2 separate regions of the Homo sapiens genome follow, and region 2 is linked to region 1. A link is a loop called in an ENCODE intact Hi-C map of the cell type or tissue named here. Cell type or tissue: dorsolateral prefrontal cortex. All regions are shown on one strand. Each heading gives the region's core, and the rest is flanking DNA. Links, peaks and the distances in the headings are about the cores only. Region 1 overlaps DOCK4 (dedicator of cytokinesis 4). Region 2 overlaps DOCK4 (dedicator of cytokinesis 4).

Region 1 (10,429 bases), core at 737-8,736:
CACTGCACTGCAGCCCGGGTGACAGAGCAAGACACTGTCTAAAAAAAAAAAAAAAAAAAAAAAAACAAAAACAAAACAAAACATGCTTCGCTGCCTATGGCTGGCTTTGAGCAGCAACATTATTGACAAACATACAGGTTCACACATTGAAGTTGGCTAAAAAAGAAAGTGATGCTGATTGCAGTGGCATGTGAAGAAAAATGTGTGTGTGCTTGTTCAGAGAGGAACTGAAATATATACCACTATAAGTCGTATGAGGTACATAGTATTGTACTAGTAACATATAGTATATACTACATTATATAGCATATATAGATTGCATAGCATAAATAATGACATCTTTAGGTTTGGTCAGTAGACAAAAACTTGGTGAATATTGTTTGTTCTTATCCACCATTCAGACCCACATTGAAGCAAAACAAAGTATGCAGTCATGTGCTTTAATCGATATAAAGAAACTTCAAATAAAGTAAGCTGTTTCTTGAACTGAATGTGTTGTTTTTTAAGACTGATTTTTAAAAACACCTTGAATATAGATATTTTTGTTGCAGTCCAGATCACCTGGCAATTAGGAGAACCAGAATTTAAATTCAAACCGCCTTTCTTTTTTCAGAGCCTTGCACATCTTGCTAGACCAAACTGACCGCAAAGAGAAAACCACTGTAGACAGAGCTTTGTCATTCAGTTCAGTGAGAGCCATAAGTACCTCCAACTCACACATGTGGCAACGCTTCAGACTATAATGAGTGGTGAGGTCAGTTTCCTCCTCCCTCTCCTTAGAGTTGGAGAGATAACTTGGGTTTTATTTGATGCAGATGGCCCTTTGCTTTGGACAAAGTCCTGCATCTACCACTAAACAAACAAGACACTTGGAGCACTTACTATTGAGGGCAGAATCTCTAAAAGACTCACACGAGACAGGAGAAATGAAATACAACATGGAACTACTATGTATGCTTGTCTTCTCTTTTCCCACAAAACAATTACAATTCTCGGCTGGGTGCGGTGGCTCACGTCTGTAATCACAGCACTTTGGGAGGCCAAGGCGGGTGGATCACAAGGTCAGGAGATTGAGACCATCCTGGCAAACATGGTGAAACACCCGTCTCTACTAAAAATACAAAAAATTAGCTGGGCCTGGTGGCGCGTGCCTGTAATCCCAGCTACTCCGGAGTCTGAGGCAGGAGAATCGCTTAAACCAGGGAGTCGGAGGTTGCAGTGAGCCAAGATCGCACCACTGCACTCCAGCCTGGCGACAGAGAGAGACTCCATCTCAAAAAAAAAAAAAAATATATATATATATATATATGTATATATGTATATATATATAAGTATATATGTATATATACGTATATATGTGTATATACGTATATATGTGTATATACGTATATATGTGTATATACGTATATATGTGTATATACGTATATATGTGTATATACGTATATATATGTGTATATACGTATATATATGTGTATATACGTATATATATGTGTATATACGTATATATATGTGTATATATATGTATATATATACACACTTCTCCTGATTGTCCATGGATAAAATGGTTTAATTTCAATACCCCCTCAGTAAGATAGTAGAGCTGCTATTTGTTAGAGAACACATCTTGTGGAATTCATTGGTAGACTTCCAGCCAAATCCAGTTCTACTCTAAACCTTTCGGTGTTTCTTGATACCAGTGACCATCATTTTGTCATTAAATTTACCCTAGACCTGTGCTGTCCAATTCAGGAGGCAGCAGCCATATGTTGCTGTTGACAATTAGACATGAACCTAGTATACCACTAGAATTGAGATGTGCTGTAATTGTAAAGAACATACCGTATTTTGAAGACTTGGCCCAATAAGAAGAATGTAAAATACCCATCAATAATTTTCATATTGATTACATGTTGAAATGATAACATTTTGGATATATTGGGATAAATAATGTATGCTATTAAATTTTTTTTTTTACTTTTTTGACATGGTTACTAGGGAAATTTAAATTTCATTCATGATTCACATTATACTTCTGAGTCAGTGCTACTCCAGGCTCTGTTTAAAGGCTAGCATTTTTTTAAGTTCTTATGGATCACAAACAAATCCATTATGCCCTGCTCCTTTCTTTCTGCCTATTAACTGTGAATAGAAGAGTTGGTAACCATGGTGTATCTTGTTCTTTCTCCCTATGCGTCCTGTTACCTTAATTTGCTTGCATTTGCCCTCAGTATGGATAAACAAATACCAAACTAATCCTGACCTTCTGACTTTTCACATGTAGTCCCTGACCTTCCTACCATCATAGATGTGGTCTTGACTCACCATGATATGCTGAACTGTTGGCTACATGTCTTTCCCAACTCCTTTTCATCTCCCAGTCCTTTCCCACTTCAAATATGCCTCATGCAGGACAACATTCATCTGTTATTAGGTTGTTTGAATATATAATTGTCCAAACTCTGAGGTCATACCCAATTGCCTCTGGAATGTTGGTGAAGTTCTCAATGGTAGGCTTTGATTTATATCTCTAGATAGACTCTAACATAAGTGATCCTGTATCCTTAAGGCCTGCGTTAAAGGTCAGGATTCCAGTTAAACCAAACCACACATTTCCCTCTGCTTACAGACAGGAGTCATCTCTTAGAGAGTATAGTGTAGTATTTAAGAGCTTTTTCTCTGCAAGCAGGATGTCCTAGGTTTGAATCCTCTAAGGGATATTGGGAAGATTAAAAGAAAAAATGTATGCAAAGCACTTACCACAGGACATCATACATGGTGTGTGTTTAATGTTAGCTATTATTATTGTTTACCCACTTTAAAGCCACTAGCTGAAATATTCTATCCTTACCTCTTAAGTTGTCTGTTTTCATTGTCTCGAAATGGATCCTGATTTAATCTCCTTAATGAAGACTTTTAGAATAACACAATTGGATTATTGATATGTTGGATCATTGAACCGACCCCTTCTATACTTTGTTTCCTTCATCTCCTCTCCATTGATTTGATTGCTAATATCTCTTCCTGGTTTCTTTTAACTTAATTGTTGGCCTTCTGATTAACTTCAGGAAGGAAGGGAAGCACATTCTGTTTCCTTGGGCAGTTCCTCCCATGTTTAGATGTGTCCACATGTTCCATGTGCTTTGTCAATTTTACTAGCTCCTTATTCTTACTGGAATCCTGAGTGAAACCCTACCAGATAGTGAGATCCAAACCACCCTTTTCCATGAGTCATACCTTTTCTGTTTACAGCCTTTGTACTGAAATGAAAAGCTACGTGTTGTAGCCTTTGCAAAGAATGAAAGAAACCATTGTACCATAAAGCCTTGTAAAAAGGTTTCCCCTTCCTCTGGCAGGATCCATTCCCATTTTGCAGCCTGCTGTGATGCTCAGATTCCTAGGCAACCAAATGTATGCACTTTATACCTGGCTTCTGCTACAAAGCCCTGTCTGCTCCGCTGTCCTTGTGACCTCAGCCCTTCTCTACCCTTCTCTCTTAACCCTGAGGCCCAGCCAGGCCCACGCAGCCTGCATCTATCTGCCTTCTGTTTCTCTGGTCTCTCTCTCTGATCCTTTCTAGCCTCTCTCAAGCTGAGGCAAACCCAGCCCTAAGCCTCTTCACTCTAATATTCTGCTCTAGAGAGTGGAAGCTCAGGAAGAAGCCTAAAAACTAATTTAAAGAAAAGCAAAACTTATACTCTTCCCACCAAAGCTTCCACCCTTCAGTCTACGTAGATCATTGTTCTGTATCCCCTTGATCTATATCCTTGGTTGAGGAATGGAAGTTCTGTGGCCAGCAGATAGGGATTCCAGAGCTGTTCAGCTTCATTATTGAAAGGGAGGCACATTCATGGCTTACCTCAAGATAGTGGGGGAAGCAAGAGCACAAGAAATTGAAGAGGGAAATTAGGGTGCCTAATGTTTAAACTGTCACAACAGTTAGATAATGTTGACTTCCGCTGTTTTCTCTCTGGACCACAGAATTGTTTGTTAAATGGAAGCAGTGCAGTCAAACGTTTTCAAAAGAATTGAGTTCACTCTAAAAAGTACTGTTTTTCCCCACTTTCTCCTGCTATTCCTCAGTCACTGGCACTAAAAAAAGAGAAAAAAACGCAACTTTGAAATTGGTTTCGGAAACAAATTCTACCAGCTAATTTCCAGGCCCTTTATGCTTCATTGATGTCCTCCTAGCTATTGGAGTTGTAATCTTGTCTGGTTAATAGATAAAGGGATTCACCAATTAACTGGGCTTTTTTCCCCTCTAACCTAAGACTTATGTTGCAAAGGTACATTAACCACTATCTTAGTTGAGTTTAGAAACTGGGAGAAAATTGCAAGCAATCCATTTAACTTTTTAAGATGTTTTAAAAATTGAATTACTATATCTTCACAGTTAGATATAGTTAGGTTGAGTAGTTTGAAATCTCCAAAGTTGTGCTGTTTTATGAATTTTAAATCCAAAGGCAATGTTGTGAGAATTTGAAATTCTAAAAGTATTCATTAATGTGAGCCTGGTTTAGGTTTGTTGAGCAAATGGTTATTATAAATTTCACCTCTGATAGACAGCAGTTGAATTATAGGAATGTGACATTAGACTGAGCCAATATGATTTACTGAGGCAAATTAAGTTCTACGTCTTGAAACGGTGTGTAAAAATCATTGGCTATGGTTCAGTATGTCCCAAGAGAAACTTCAAAGTCTTTTCATATTATCTGTGTATTTATGAAATATTTTCTATGGTTTGCACATGTAGCTTACACCTAGAAGAAATCATATTTGCTATTCAGGTAAGTTTCTAGAGTCTTTGTTGTATCTTAGATGAGTGTACATGGTTGTATTCCTGCCAGCTATACTTTTTAACTCCATAAGGAGACCACAATATATAGCGAGAGCAGTTTAACTCTATTCAGGAAATATATGGTGTTTTTTATTTGGCTGAGGTGAAAGGAGGCTTTTTGAGAGTGTTAGGTTGCATTTTTGGGTCCACACATACCAATGTAGTCATTTTATTCAGTGTTACCAAGTTGGTATAATTCATAAGAATTTGATCAGTGCACCTGATTTTTGAACATTGTATTTGCTTTCTAGTATCATTGAAATAAAAGTAGTACTTATTGGCACCACCTATTGGTTAGACATTTAATATGTGACCTTTTTGCTGACTTTTGGAGTTTCCTAAATATTTTACCATGATCTCTCTTTAAAGTTTTTTTTTCAACTAATTTGTAGAAAACAGTACAAAGAATTTGTAATTTCCCAAAGGTTAACATTATACTACATTTCATTTGCATAATCTCCCTCCATTTATATATGTATGTGTGTGCATATAGTCATATAACGCAACATTAATGAATTTGATATGATCCTTAAGGATTATATCAGAGCCTTGATTGTATATGTTTGTGTGTGTATATATGTACATATACACTTATATATGCATGTATACACACATATGTACATATATACACATATACACATCTATACACATCATACATATATACATTTCTTTTCCTGAGCTGCCTGAGAACAAATTGCAGACATGATCCCTCTCTACCCCTGCTTACTTCAGAACATAGCAACAGAACCACAGTACAGTTATCTAAATCAGAATGTTAACATTGATATAATACTGTTATCTAATCTGCAAACCTTGTTCAGATTTTGACAATTTTCTCTACGTCTTTTATAACAAAAGAAAATCCTAGCCAGGTTTGGTGGCTCCCACCTGTAATCCCAGTACTTTGGGAGGCCGAGGTCCGTGGATCACTTGAGGTCAGGAGTTCGAGACCAGCCTGACCAACGTGGTGAAAACCCATCTCTACTAAAAATACAAAAATTAGCTGGGTGTGGTGGCACGTGCCTGTTAATTCCAGCTACTCAGGAGGCTGAGGCAGGAGAATCAATTGAATCTGGGAAGCAGAGGTTACAGTGAGCCAAGATTGTGCCACTGTACTCCAGCCTAGGTGACAGAGCGAGACTCCATCTTAAAAAAAAAAAAAAAAAAAGAAAAAGAAAATCCAGGCTATTTTGCATGCAGTTGTCATATCTCTTGTTTCCTTCGATCTAAATCATGCTAATGACAGCAAAGAAAAAATATAGTTCAAAATATGTTACTACATTACACCGTAAGATATTTTTTAAAGTTCATGCAGTATTTAAAAAAAATAAAACTAAATCCAAATGATGTGAATGGAAGTAGTGATTAGAGCTTGATTTCATTTTCTAAATGAGCTATGTATGGCTAATTTAGATATAATCACTAGCAATACTGTTTGCAAGATTTGCTGCATAGGAAAAATATGGAAGTATTTCAGTAAATTAAAATAATCAGATATTAAACTACAATCATAGATACTATTGTAGAGGAGGAAAAATATTTCCTCATGTATCCTAGGTTCATGGATTAAGCCCCAACAACAAAAGACAGAGTAACAAAAGAAAAGTATACAAACAAACATATTTAAGTTCTTTGTGACATGAGAGCCTTCATTAGGAAATGAACACCTGAAGAAACAGTTTAATCTTAGTTTTTTTATAGTAGGTCTGATGAAGAACAGGGAGTTGTAGAGAAATACTAGGGGGTGAAAAAGGTATCGTCTAATGGCAATAAACTGGGAGAAACTTAGGAAGGCCTGTTTATTCAGGTTCTTCTCTGCAACACTTTGTTTTCAGAGATAAGGATGTACTTTTCATCCAATATACGGAGGGCACTTCTTATGACCTGCTCAGGGGAGAATGGCAGGGAAGGTCCGAGAGACCTTCCTGCACATGGTGTCTCTCCAAATAGTCAGTATGCCAAGGAACCATGTTTTAGGGTAATGTGTCCTGAACCCCATCACTATGCTCTATACACATTTTTTAAATGGTTTGCAGCCCATGGATTCCTTTGTATTGGTATTGTGGAAATAAAATACAAATAGGTAATAATAGTTACAGTAAAAACAAACAAAGCCTGTTTAAAAAACCTAGACATAGTCCTCAGTATATGCTATTGAAATGTTGATACACTAAATCAGAATAAGAATGGAAACTTTAAAGTGAAAAATTCCCCTTAGTTAAAAAGGAAATGTTGAAATCCCTTCGAATGCTCTCATCACTCCTACCAAATGTGGAGAAGCCCCTCTCCAGCTTTCATTGCTGGTCAGCAGATTTCTTTTGTAGTTAAGACTCAATGAAAGTAAATAATTTCACATGTCTTTAATGCCTTTTCATTTGACATTCTGTGACATTATGTATTGCTTCAATCTTATGTTCTTTATAACTCTTAGCCATGAGCTAACCACTTCTCTAGAGAAAACATAAAAGCCTTTCCCAAAGCTTTGAAATTTAGAACTAGCAGATCTGCAAACCAGCAGTTATAATCACAAGATTATTTGTTCACGCTTATCATACCTTTTGCATATTAGAAGGTAGTCATCCCAATGGACAGAGTTACCCACTTCGAAGATCTCAGGAAGATGATCTTCAGACAGTGAGCCTATGGTCAGACCCTTTGGGTTATCCTCAGTGATGTCAAAATTATATTCTTTAAGACTTAACTTAGTTTAAAGAAGCAATCAGCAATAAGCATATTCACAAATTGAACAATACTGGCTAAAACTCAGAAACCAAGGTATGACTATTAAGAAATAAAAGTGTTTTCTTTCTTCCTGTCTTCCTTCCTCCGTTCTTTTTCTTTTTTTCTTTCTTCCTTCTTTCCTTCCTTCCTTCCTTCCTTCCTTTCTCTCTCTCTCTCTTTTTCTCTTTCTCTTTCTTTCTTTTTTCTTTGCCTCACGCTGTCGCCAGGCTGGAGTGCAGTGGCATGATCTCGGCTCACTGCAACCTCTGCCTCCCGGGTTCAAGTGATTCCCCTGCCTCAGCCTCCTGAATAGCTGGAACTACAGGTGGCACACCACCACGCTTGGCTTATTTATTTATTTATTTATTGTATTTTAGTAGAGATGTGTTTTTACCATGTTGGCCAGGATAGTCTCGATCTCCTGACCTCGTGATCTGCCCACCTTGCCCGCCTTGCCCGCCCGCCCTGCTTCCTTCCTTCCTTTCTTTCTCTTTCTCTTTCTCTTTTTCTTTCTTTTTTTCTTCCTTCTTTTTTTCTTTGTTTCTTTCTTTTTCTTTCTTTCTTTCTTTTTCTCTTTCTCTCTCTCTCTCTCTCTGTCTTTCTTTTTTCTTTGTCTCGCTGTGTCGCCAGGCTGGAGTGCAGTGGCGTGATCTCGGCTCACTGCAACCTCCGCCTCCCGGGTTCAAGTGATTTCCCTGCCTCAGCCTCCTGAATAGCTGGAACTACAGGCGGCGCGCCACCATGCTCGGCTTATTTATTTATTTATTCATTGTATTTTAGTAGAGATGGGGTTTTACCATGTTGGCCAGGATAGTCTCGATCTCCTGACCTCGTGATCTGCCCACCTTGCCCGCCTTCCTTCCTTCTTTTTCTTTCTTTTTCTCTTTTTCTTTCTTTCTTTCTTTCTTTCTTTTTCTCTTTCTCTCTCTCTCTCTTTCTTTTTTCTTTGTCTCGCTCTGTCGCCAGGCTGGAGTGCAGTGGCACGATCTCGGCTCACTACAACCTCCGCCTCCCGGGTTCAAGTGATTCCCCTGCCTCAGCCTCCTGAATAGCTGGAACTACAGGCGACACGCCACCATGCAAGGCTTATTTATTTATTTATTGTATTTTAGTAGAGATGGGGTTTTACCATGTTGGCCAGGATAGTCTCGATCTCCTGACCTCGTGATCTGCCCACCTTGCCCTCCCAAAGTCCTGGGATTACAGGCATGAGCCACTGTGCCCGGCCCTCTTTTTTCTTTCTTTTCATTTTAAATTGGTTTTGAAAGTATATCTAAAAGAGGAGATACATCCCAAATTTAAGCAGTGGCAACATTAATAGCGTAAGTATCTAGCTCTGCAAGATGACAATGTTAAAGGACAGCTGTAATTTGGGTACTTTGGTCCTACTGGGTAGAGGCTTTGAGTAACTAGGCTCCTTTCATCATGTAATTAACACATTGTTAAGCAGGCCTCTGGTAATGTTCACAGCTCCCATTTTCCCATCTGCATCTTGATTTCTCCATCTAACCTGGCTCATTTGTACACACCAGTCTCTTCCTAATATTCTGGCTTTTGCTCCATTGACTCATTTTCCGATAGTATTGTCTCACTTAATACCTCACACTTTCTAGAAATTTGACTTTCTTTCTTTCCTCTGCTTCAGAGACTTTCAGAGCCTGTCTCTGACCTCCCAGTGTAAATACCTCATTTTAATCAGCCAGGATTTTACTGCTTGGTGTAGCTAGGATGTGCCTCTGGAAAAGTTTTCACTGGCTTTGAGTTGAACTCCAGATAGGATATATAGCTTCTAATGTATTTACTGTGAAATTCAATTATCTTTTCTTATAGATATAACACATAACATTCTAATGCACAAAGCAAAGCTTAGATGATTAATTTTGTAAATCAAGCACATAGGAAGGAATAGATGTAAAATTTGTGCTCTGATAAGATTGAGGCCCTACGTATTTCAGAAATGAACAGGTTTTACTGAAGGTGATTTTTGAAAAAATCTACTAATATCATCTATAGGAAGTTTTGCTAATACCTCATAATGTTAGTAATTTTTTGTAGTACAAGTTTAGAAATTCCACCAATTGTGTTTTACTCTCAGCCCCCACCTCCCAAACATACAAAGTATGCAAGTACTGTCAAGAAATAGTGTTTTGAGAGTTTACTACAGAATGGCAGTGTGAAGAGCTGCACCATCCTCCTCCAATGGAACAACCATTATTGATGAAAATCGTATTTTCTTTTAGATTTTAAATTAAATTATTTTTCATATTTATTTATTTTTAAAAATGAAATGGGGACTCACTACATTGGCCAGGTTGGTCTTGAACTGGCCTTAAGCAATCCTCCCACCTTTGCCTCCCAAAGGATTATAGGTGTGAGCCACTGTGCCTGGTCACAAATTGTATTTTAAAACAGGACTAATGTCTAGAAATCTTCCTAAGTGTAGACAGCAAATAAAGAGTAACTGCCAACTCCTGGTAAGAATCAAGAGAGTTGGTGAAACTTATATCACATCTCATTTTCTCCTTCCTGCCTGCACCAGCTCAGCGTGATGAAAATTCCACTACATATACATGTAGCCAAGAAGATGGGGTTCCCTCTCCCATCAGCTTCCAGTCAAGGTATATGGTATCTCACCAGGAGAGGGTAGGCTACTAGCATATCACATTTCCCCTGGTCCCAGTTGTATAGCCTAAAAAAAGTAAATGTGTAACCCACTCCATATCGTCGCTTCCACACCTATGATGCATGGGATCCCTGTGAAAAAAACAACACCCACTAAAGATGAATTGTGATAAAATGATAACAATTAGCAATCAATGAGGCAGAGTAAGCAAATGCAACAAATGAGAATCATGATCTTTTGGAATTTTAGGT
Region 2 (10,429 bases), core at 1,275-9,274, 75 kb before region 1:
CAGGTGTGGTGGCGAACGCTTTCAGTCCGAGCTACTGAGGAGGCTGAGGTGGGAGGATGGCTTGAGCCTGGGAAGTGGAGGTTTCAGTGAGCTGAGTTCATGCCACTGCACTCCAGCCTGGGCGACGGTGAGACGCTGTCTCAAAGAAATGAAAACAATTTTAAAAAAAAGAATTTAGTTCTCCTTAATCCCTTTCCTTTTTCTCTGTTTTTTCCAAATCTTATCGAGGTTCTTCAGAAATTCTACCCCTTTATCTCTTTTCCATTTGTGATCCCCCCAAATAATCCTCATAAATGTTGATAAACCTTAATGGATACTTCCATGACACGCCAGAGCCGAATGTGAAATGAACATGGATGTAGGAAGGAACCAGTCTGAAGACCTCAGAGGTCTAAGAATTCCTTTAGAATGTCTACAACACCGATGCCTGCTCCATCACTGCCTTCTGATGGACACTGCTATGTTTTCAGACCAGTGTTCAATATTTTACAAGCACTGATATAAAATTTTATATTTAATTCTGGTGCAGTCAGCTTATTTTTGCTGTGAAAAACAACAGTTTCCTTTTGCCATGAAATAGGATTCTGTGGGCTAGCCTCAGAACTTGAGAAGAGTAGCTTTGTGTGTTCTGTGTTGTAAGCAGTTGACTCATAAGTGACCTTTTAAACCACAACCTGTTCATGAGTTGGAGATCCTTTTAGCAGAAAGATGAAGCCAAAATCTGGCCTGAAGAGAGAAGTTTTCCTTCCTTTGTATCACAAAAGACAAAGCATTTTAATGATTTCTTTCCTGCATTATGTTCCATTCCTCTTAGATGGTCAGCCTGTAAAGGGCAAGGGCAGCATGTGCTGGGCTGGAATTGACCTGTGCCAAGTAGAATCATTTTGAATATTATTTTGACAATGATGAGGAAGAATATGTTATTGTCTGTGGCTTACAGCTATGTGATTGACTTATAATAATTCTTTGTTTGTTTGTTTGTTTTGGAGATGGAGCCTCACTCTGTTGCCCAGGCTGGAGTGCAGTGGCACGATCTCAGCTCACTGCAACCTCCGCCTCCCGGGTTCAAGCGATTCTCCTGCTCAGCCTCCCAAGTAGCTGGGATTACAGGCACCCGCCACCACGCCCAGCTACTTTTTGTATTTTTAGTAGAGACGGGGTTTCGCCATGTTAGCAAGGCTGATCTCGAACTCCTGACCTCAAGTGATCTGCCTGCCTCGGCCCCGCAAAGTGCTGGGATTACAGGCATAAGCCAGTGTGCCTGGCCAATAATTCTTAATACTTTGTTTTGATTTAAAATTTTAAAAGTCATGGACTGTTGTGATTGAGTTTCTTTGTATTCAGTTTAAAAGTTTTAAAATGTCCATTGGTTCTTGGCATGAGCAAATAGCATCATTGAAACCAAGGAATGAGTCCCCATTTCACTGCATCATTTACCTTCTTTTTATCTTCCTCATAGAAAATTAGGAGTTGTGTTTGAGACTGTTTCTCACGGCTATTTAATTCTTAATAAACTGTCAATACGTACTAAACTGATATCATTATATAAAGGAATGATACTGTTAGTAATAACAGGCAGTTGGTTAGGACATCTTTTTCAAAATGGTTATGCTATGAATTTAGTGTTTTCAGCTGACAGATATTTTTTAAGGACTTTCCTGTAAACTGGGTTTATATACATATAAACTGGGTTTATTAATCCAAGTAAATTTTTCCATAGTAGCAAATGGGCAGAGATGAACACATCACCACAGCAGTAGTTTTTATACGCAGTTTAAAATTGTGCTCTCAGGGCCCGTATGACTAAAATAATAGAACCGAATATTTATATTCCCAGCTTTACCAAAGGTTCATTTTCTGTGATTGTTTCCTGTAGCTACTAAGGATCAATTTATAAGAAACTGTTCAATTTATAAGAAAAACAAGAAAAGGAAATGGAGGGATCAAAACACTGTATAGGCATCTTTGGTAAACCGTGATATTATTTGGGGGAAAATGCCCCTGGGAAGTGTACATGAATAAACTTTTGTATAAAGAGATAGCTACTTTATAATAACTGGTGACAATGCATTTTCAATTATAGATGTATTTCATGCAGAAACACTTGGAGAAATTTAAAGGGATTTAGTTGAAAAGTTGTTTCCAAATAGAATTTGAAAATAACAGATACTTTAAGTGCATTTGACAGAATTGCATATTGAAGCTTCATTAATGCATACGTGGTGTATGGGTATCTGCTTTGCTAAACTGGTTTTCCTTAGTTTATGATACATTATATGCTACCACTGAGAAACATGAGCCAACCATATTTTCAAATTCTTCGCTCTTTACCTAGAACTGCCTTTCTCTTTCATAACCTGAAGCCTAAACATTTTTCCTGAGTATAGTATCCATCCATCTATTCATTAGTACACAGCAAGGTGGAGTTACTTGTCTAACTCAGTGATTGAGAGTGACTTGCCATTTTAGAAGATAAAGATCAAAGTCATTCCTTGAACTATAGCCTGAAAAATATTCCTCTCCAATATGATCCGCAGTTTAAAACTTATTCCTTAGATACTTTTAGTTACGAGAAGAGTCCCTGAGGTTGTCCGAATCCATTAAAACCTAGACACCATTCCTCAGTGGCTTCATTCATTCATTCATTCATTCATTCATTCCATGTATTTGTACTCCATTCTTATACTCAGATGTTCATGCTGGCTCTTGAAAGATGAATGAGAAATAGTTTCTCTTCCCAAGTAGAAAGACACAGATAGACGAAGTGCTGTAATATTATGTGATGCCTTACTATATTTGAGGTGTGGTCGGAGTGTCCTGAGAACACAGATGAGGGAGTAATTGTATTCCACATGGACCCACGGATGACAAAAAGGAAGGAGTAACATCAGGAAATCTTCTAATGTCCTAACCTTGGAGCAAAGCCTTAAATTAAAGCTGCTTTGCATTTCCCAGTGTAGGAGTGAAGAAGGCAACCCCCTAAATAGAGAATAATAGATGTAAAAGCACTGAGGTCTGCAAGAAAAAGCTTAATGAGAATTTGTGTGTGGCTGAGCATAGGGCAGTGTGTGGAGAGTTGGGTTGGGTGTGAGCCTAGAAAAGTCGGAGAGCAGTTGATAAGGGCCTCATGAGATGCTGAGAGCAGGCTGTCTCTTCTGCATTATCAGATGGCTGTTGCAGGTGGAGACAAGTGTCCACTTGATCACAGGCAGTGATTACACAGACAAGGCTGGTTTGGAGGCAGAGTTCTTTGGTAAGTACTATGCCATGTCACTGCTGAGCTGAAAGTCCTCTTGCAGACTCAGAATTTGCGACTGGCAGGGGAATTTCAGTTCATTTGTCTAGCTCCTTTGTTTTATAGAGGAACCATCTGAAGGCCAATGAGATTAGGGAACTTCTTTGCTTACCTTTAATGTTTATTACATATTACGTAGCTGAATAGTCAAATCAGAATTCACCCACATAGACCGTTTGGATAAGAAATGAGATAATACATGGTTATGGCTCAGACAAGCTGTCATCCCAGTTTTAAACAACTCCTATGAAAGAATGAGTTTTCCCATGTAATGCAGTTTTTGGTTCTTAGATTTTTAAGCACACTCTTAAAATAGTATTCTCAATAATAAAAGAACCCGACTGTTGAAGACCAGAGCATTTAATGGTGATGGCCACACCCTTAAACCATACCCTCATTCACTCACCCAGTGATTATTTACACCCAGCCACACCCTTGTTCACTCACCCAGTGATGATTTACAGTGAGGATGTGGAGATTCTGAGAGGTTGATATCCTGACCGAGGTCACACAGGTAATAAGTGATGAGATTGGGGTTCAAATCCATGTGTCAAAATGCCAGGCTTGATGCTATTTTCCTACACTTGAGTGTCTGGAGAATGAAACTTGGATCACACCAACCTTTAAGAGGAGGGCTAAGAAAGAAGGTGTGGAGAAGGCTGGCGAGTGTGACAGAAGCAGTAGAAGATTCAAGAAAGGGAAGATTCCTGGAAGGCAAAATGAGTGTGGCCACATTGAGGGGACTGGAGATCTTAGTAAAGCAGTTTCAAAACACAGCAAAGGCTGGATTGCAGGGGCTGAGGAAAGTGAAGAAATGAAGTCTATTAGTAGTACTGCTGTGTTCAAGAAGGTGATGAGGAAAAAGAGAGGAGAGCCAGAAGTGCGGGAGGCAGCCCTGGGTGTACAAGGGTGTTCCTGAGTGGTAGGAGCTGTGTACAAAACTGTGTTGGGAAGTCCATGCACCAAGACTTCTAAGAGAAACATCAGTAGTGCAGAGTTTGGAAAGGCAATTCTGAGTATAAGTTTGGCTTGAAGTCTTTTAAATTGCAGTCAATCTACTGTCAGTTCAGTTGCTGATCCCTTGTAAGAAGAGGTCTCTGAAAGTTAAATGAAGTAATCTGTCAAGATATATAGACCCTTGATTGTTTTGCCAGCAAAATGCTTCTTGCACGTCATTATGAGGCTAATGGTATTCATGGTTATAGTTAGAAAATGATATCATAAATTAGTGCTTGGCTAAATGTTCTGAATTGGTTTCTATCCATATAGTTAGTTTGTTCTGTCTCATGGACTTTGGCTTGTGTTTTCTGTCCTGTGTTTTGACCTCTACTGTTAATTTTGTTTTGAGATCATAAAAGGGCATGAGACTTCTCTAAAAGCTCATTACTTATTGGCATGTTTTCATTTTTGACAGATTGGTGTGTTCCTTTAGGTTTTTAAAATATACATTCCCAACAGTAGCAATAACTTATTTTGGGGATTGGAGTTATATCTAAATCTCACTCTGAAGCAAAATTATAAGTTTCCCTCCTAAAATTTTGGCCTTTTAAGAATCATTTTCTTTTGATGTGAATTGTTAGTTGATTTCAGTGTGCATAGTATTTCATAGGAGCTGTCTTCTTTCTTTTTGTGTGTTGAAATGCATTTTCTTCATTTCTCCATATTTGCCTCCTTTCTGACTCAAGCTTTACTTACTATTCAGGGAAGAATCACTGAGCTTTATTCTCTCTATAATTCCTGGAGTTGCCAGAAAAGGACTAATCTGTGCGTACTTTCTCCGTATGGATACACCATCCTAGTCCTGTCCTGCCCTGCAAAATGTTTCAGAAACCAATTAATCTAAACCATTAATCTATAATTAATTGTGATCCCCCTCCCCATTCCAAGTGGTATTGTGCAAGTGGGAATTGTGGTGGCTGTGTGTTTAGACCTGCGGGAGGGCCCAGTCATTACTAAATAAAGTGTCTCCGTTGATTACTGCAGAAGAAGACTGCTTTTATGCACCACATACTATGCTAGGCTCTGGGCACGTAATGGTAAGCAAATGGATGCAGTCCCTTCTCTTGAGAAACTTACAGTTTATGGAAAAGAAATCTGCTCCAAACAATATAGCAGAAAGGTAAACCAAGCCTAATAACAAGCAGGAAATATATTCCTCGTTTATTATTGAACACATATTTATTAACTACTATGGGCCCGGCATTTGGATGAGGGAGTGAAGAAAGCAGTGAAACAAAAGGGTCACAGTCCTTTAAGGAGCTCTCAGGCAATACCTTTGTTTATATCTATTATTGAGTGATAGCATTGATATATTGTGTATTATTTTAATAAATTTCATATATGTGAAATGCATATTTATAATAATCTAAGAAGTTGGCAAAGTATGTGAACTTAGTGATTTTCTTAGAAAGATATAAAATTAAAATATGACAGAGGGTTCCAGCTATCAAATTATACTTCCTATTTATATTCATTTTTCCTAGTCAATAACATGTAATAATAAGCTGTAATGGACATGATTGTCTTCATATATTCTTTATCATTTTTTACAGTTATTGCCAGTTTCCGAGGAACCGTTCCATATGGCCTGTCATTGGAAATTGGAGATACAGTTCAGATCCTGGAGAAGTGTGATGGTGAGTAGCCTTATGAACAACCTCCTCAACATACGGCTGTTCATAAAGTCTACAAATTCTGTCCATACCGCTATTAATCTCTGGAACTTTTCCAGTAGTCACCACAAGTCATTTTTGACAAAATTGTTTCCTGCATTTTCAGTGTTTGGCTAATGGAAAGGCATCATTTCCTATTTTTAAGCTGATTATAATATTATTTCCTTATAATCATTAGATGCAAACAGAGAAAGCAGTTGAAGTTACCATATCTGTGGGAGTTCTTGACTCAGTGCCAAACTAGAAGGTTTTTCTCAGAATCCTCAGGATCTAGTAGATCCCACAGGACAGGAAGAAGCAGAGGCCCAGAGCAGACATGGCTTACCTGAGGTTGAGTAGCCAGATGCCTCTGGAGGGCTCCTGCCCAGGCCAACTCTGCTCCAGGCCTATAGTTTCTTCCCCTCAAACTTGGAATAAAATTATTCAATGCACTTGAATAATATTAGTAGAATATATTGTCTGACTTTGTATGATGATTATTAATTTATGTAGTAGGCAACTCATTTAAGATAGCTAATGGTTCTCAAATGTTTCCATTCCTGTTCCATGAAACATCCTTAAATGCTAGTCCTTAAAAAGATTTCTGATCAAATGACTACTTTGTTTTGTTTTTTGTTTTTCTTTGAGACAGGGTCTTCCTTTGTCACCCAGGTAGGAGTGCAGTGGCATGATCATGGCTCACTGCAGCCTCGATCTCCTGGGCTCAAGGGATCCTCCTGTCTCAGTCTCCCAAGTAGCTAGGACCACCGGGATACTTCATTATGCTTGGCTGATTTTTTTATTTTTTATTTTTTGTAGAGACAGAGTCTCACCATATTGCCCATGCTCGTCTCAAACTCTTGGCCTCAAGTGATCCTTCCACCTTGACCTTCCAGAGTGCTCAGATTACAGGCATAAGCCACTGCACCCAGCTTTCCTTTTTCTTTTTTTCTTTTTTTCTGTTTCCTTTTTTTTTTTTTTTGAGATGGAGTCTTGCTCTGTCACCCATGCTGGAGTTCAGTGGCGGGATCTTGGCTCACTGCAACCTCTGCCTCCTGGTTTCAAGTGATTCTCCTGCCTCAGCCTCCCGAATAGCTGGGATTACAGGCACATGCCACCACACTCAGCTAATTTTTTGTATTTTTAGTAGAGATGGGATTTCACCATGTTGGCCAGGCTGTCCTCGAACTCCTGACCTCAGGTGATCCACCCACCTTGGCCTCCCAAAGTGCTGCGATTAGAGGTGTGAGCCACCATGCCCGGCCACCCAGCTTTTCTTGTTAACAAAATGACTACATTTTAGAGCCCCGTTAGTATATCCGAAAATACTCATGTTTTTCCTCTTTTAAGGTTTTCCTTACTAGGAATTTATATTATGATGATATTTTTATCATATCAAGGTTTATTATAGATGAAACTGTATTCCCCCAAACAGAACTACGACATTTAGTTAGACCCTAGCATTAGATGCTGGTGATATCGGAATGTTTATTCTGTCCACTGTGATTGATACCTTAAAAAATATAATAAGATTTCCTGTGTTATTGCCAGATATATTTTGTCTGTTACTACTTTGTATACAGATAAATATAAAATTTATTGTGAATTGGTGCATGAAACTGGACTGCATATCTAATAGGAGGTGTTTTGTAATCTAAGACTTTTTCTGTATAGTATAATTGGACAGAGACCTCTCTATGACATTTTTGCAATTCTCAAGAAGTTTTGTTTTTTGTTAGAATAATTATTTACAAATGGATGTATTTCTTGGATCTGTCTTTATGGCAACTGATAAACCCTGAGATATAGAGATTCTGATTTTCAGTTCATTCTGCTCTCCTCAGACTGATTTTAAAACTGTTAGGGACGATATTTTACAATATATCCTTTTAAGAAAATGTATTATGAGGAGGAAAAATGTTTAAATACAAAGCTCAAATATTTGTTTTGTATTAAAATTTTGCCTAAAATTTAATCATTGAAAAAATTCTATTAGGCATAATATTTACTACATAGTATAATAATTTTTTTGCCAATGAGCAAAATGGTCTTTACACTTGAAAAAATACAATATATATCCTGATTTGTTTTAAACTATAAAAAGACATGTAAGGATAGTGCTGCAAAATTGATTCAGAATTGCTGGGAGCTTAAATCCAGCAGTCCTTGAGCCTGCTTATTGGCAAGGGATGCGACCTAAGACCCCCAGGATACCTGCAACCTTGGATGGTACTGAACCTTATACATCCTACATTTTTTCCTTTACATGTGATAAAGTTTAATTCATAAACTAGCCACAGTTGACAAGAACTAATGATGAAATAGAATAATTATAACAATATTCTGTTCACAGTTTCATGAATAGAAGATTCATTTTTACCTAGATTTTAGCAACCTCAGCATATGATTTTTTTTTCTTTCCTTATTAAATTCAAGAACTTTCACCTTTTCACTTAAAGCACTTTATGGCTTCTCTTTGGCACTTCCCAGTTGCCAACATCACTACTCTTGTGCCTTGGAGCCATGATTAAGTAAAATAAGGGTGACTTGAACACAAGGACTTTAAAACTGTGATCCTCAATCTGGTAACCGAGAGGGCTAGTAAATAACTAATGGGTGGGTAGCACTGACAGTGTGGATATGCTGAACAAAAGGATGATTCATGTCCTGGGTGGAACTGAGCGGGCAGGCACGGGATTTCATCATGCTACTTAGAATGGCATGCAGTTTAAACCTTATGAATTATTTCTGGAATTTTCCATGTAGTATTTTTGCACCCAGGTTGACCATGAGTAACTGAAACCGTGGAAAGTGAAACCGCAGATAAGAAGGGCCTACTATAATAGTCATTCTACAGAATAAAAATTACGCTGAGCTCTTGGTCAGCCATTGTGCTGATGAAAATGTGCCAGTTAATTCTGGCAGTGAATGATGGCTTTACTCTTTGTATGATATGAGACTGATCTTAACCCAAGACCGTAGGCTTAAGGATGTGCAATTCACGTCATGACTGTTGGCCAGGTACTATTATTTGGTGGCAGAGTCTGGCGTTTGTAGTCAGGCAAGTAGAATTTGGAAATGTATGAAATCTTGTGCAGATTCTTGACTTTCCCTGTGACATAATGTGGCCTTTCATAAAATGGGAAGAAGTGGTACTCAGAGATGTCAAGTAACCTGGCCAAGATTAAACAGACAATAAGAAGCAAAGCCAGAATTGAAGCCCAATGCTCTGATTTTAAAGCCTTTATTCACATTATGTATTTTTCTGTTGTTTATAAAAATTTTTGATACAGTTTTTTAAAAATGGTTTTATTAATAGAATTCTTATGTTTGGTCACTCGAGCTATTTTGTAGCCTAAGGCCAATACCTACCATATTTATCCATAGAATCTTTTCATGTATGGTAAAATTCCATCGGCAAAGAACAGATTGATTTGTTATTATCTTTAAAATATTACAATGGTTTATCAAAATATGACCATGATTATTTTTCCACAGGCTGGTACAGAGGATTTGCCTTAAAAAACCCAAATATCAAGGTAAAAATTGTTATTTCTAACTATAATTATGAAATTTATTAAGAAAGATAGTTATTTAAATTATTTCTTTATACAATTGAAATTACAGTTGGGACTCAGTTGAAATGCCAAATGATATTGCAAATTTTTATAATTTTGGAAATTCCTTTGAACTTGGATTATAGTTAAGATATGCTACTCAAATGATAATCCTATTTAGCTCTTGAAAATTGTACTGAGAAGACCTTAATAAGCTCATTATATATAAACAAAATCTTTTTGAAGTGGTAGTTTCTCAGAGAGCTAAATTAAAATTCAGGCAGGGGAAATACATATGCCAAAAGAAATATTAAATAGCAGTATTTAATCTTTATGTTTTCCATGGTATCATTTGTAAAATATCGGTATGGAGAAACAAGTATACTTAGCGGCATGTTAAGAGTCCCTTTGGATTTGGGGGGCTGAAGCCAGGAAAACAATATTATTAAAAAACCCATCTTTCTTACCATTTCAGGCAGAAATTAAGATTCATTATCCTTGATACATTTCTATAAATCCTCAGGAATTAGAGCAAGAAGTAATGTCATTTTTGTTTTATCTTTTATTTGTATAGTTTGCAATTTTGACAGTAATCCTTACTAATATCTGTGTTTTTCTATCTTACTCTAATCTCCTCAGTCTTCACCTGTATTTCCTACATTCTCTAATATTTTCATATATGTCATTTTTTTTTTTGGTTTAATTCTAGCTTTGGGATTGTAGATAAGAAATTTGTATTTTCATTCTCAAAATACACTTTTGCCTTTTTCCTTAAATATGCCATTTTCTGGATCATTCAACTGTGTTTAATTACTTCATGTATTTTAGGTCATCCTAAAGGGGAACGGTAAGGGACAAAAGAGTATATAAATTTAATTTTTTAAATACTTTACTCCTCATTTAACATTGTTTTTATATATCTATGA

Evidence for each region. A loop is a pair of places that touch in the nucleus more often than their neighbours do. Peaks named below come from ENCODE experiments on the same cell type or tissue, not always from the same donor. Only the 100,000 strongest peaks of a DNase experiment are listed, where the experiment ranks them.
Region 2: it touches region 1 in a loop (7-fold over the local background); 3 of 110 quality-filtered maps call a loop at or near these places.

Annotation. Positions count from the first base shown.
Region 1 is chr7:111,924,160-111,934,588 of GRCh38, reverse strand. The region is part of intron 12 of DOCK4 (dedicator of cytokinesis 4); the gene reads left to right. Among named protein-coding and RNA genes, the nearest start is that of DOCK4-AS1, 120 kb to the right of the region's middle. In dorsolateral prefrontal cortex, for the core only: a CTCF peak has its summit at 5,098 (motif pointing left); no DNase peak of the experiment used is centred there; H3K27ac peaks cover 2,448 bases.
Region 2 is chr7:111,999,550-112,009,978 of GRCh38, reverse strand. It overlaps DOCK4 (dedicator of cytokinesis 4), which reads left to right. Exons shown (of 53, transcript NM_001363540.2): 2 at 5,848-5,931; 3 at 9,445-9,485. Among named protein-coding and RNA genes, the nearest start is that of DOCK4-AS1, 200 kb to the right of the region's middle. In dorsolateral prefrontal cortex, for the core only: no CTCF peak of the experiment used is centred there; a DNase peak (open chromatin) is centred at 8,627; H3K4me3 peaks cover 955 bases; H3K27ac peaks cover 5,794 bases.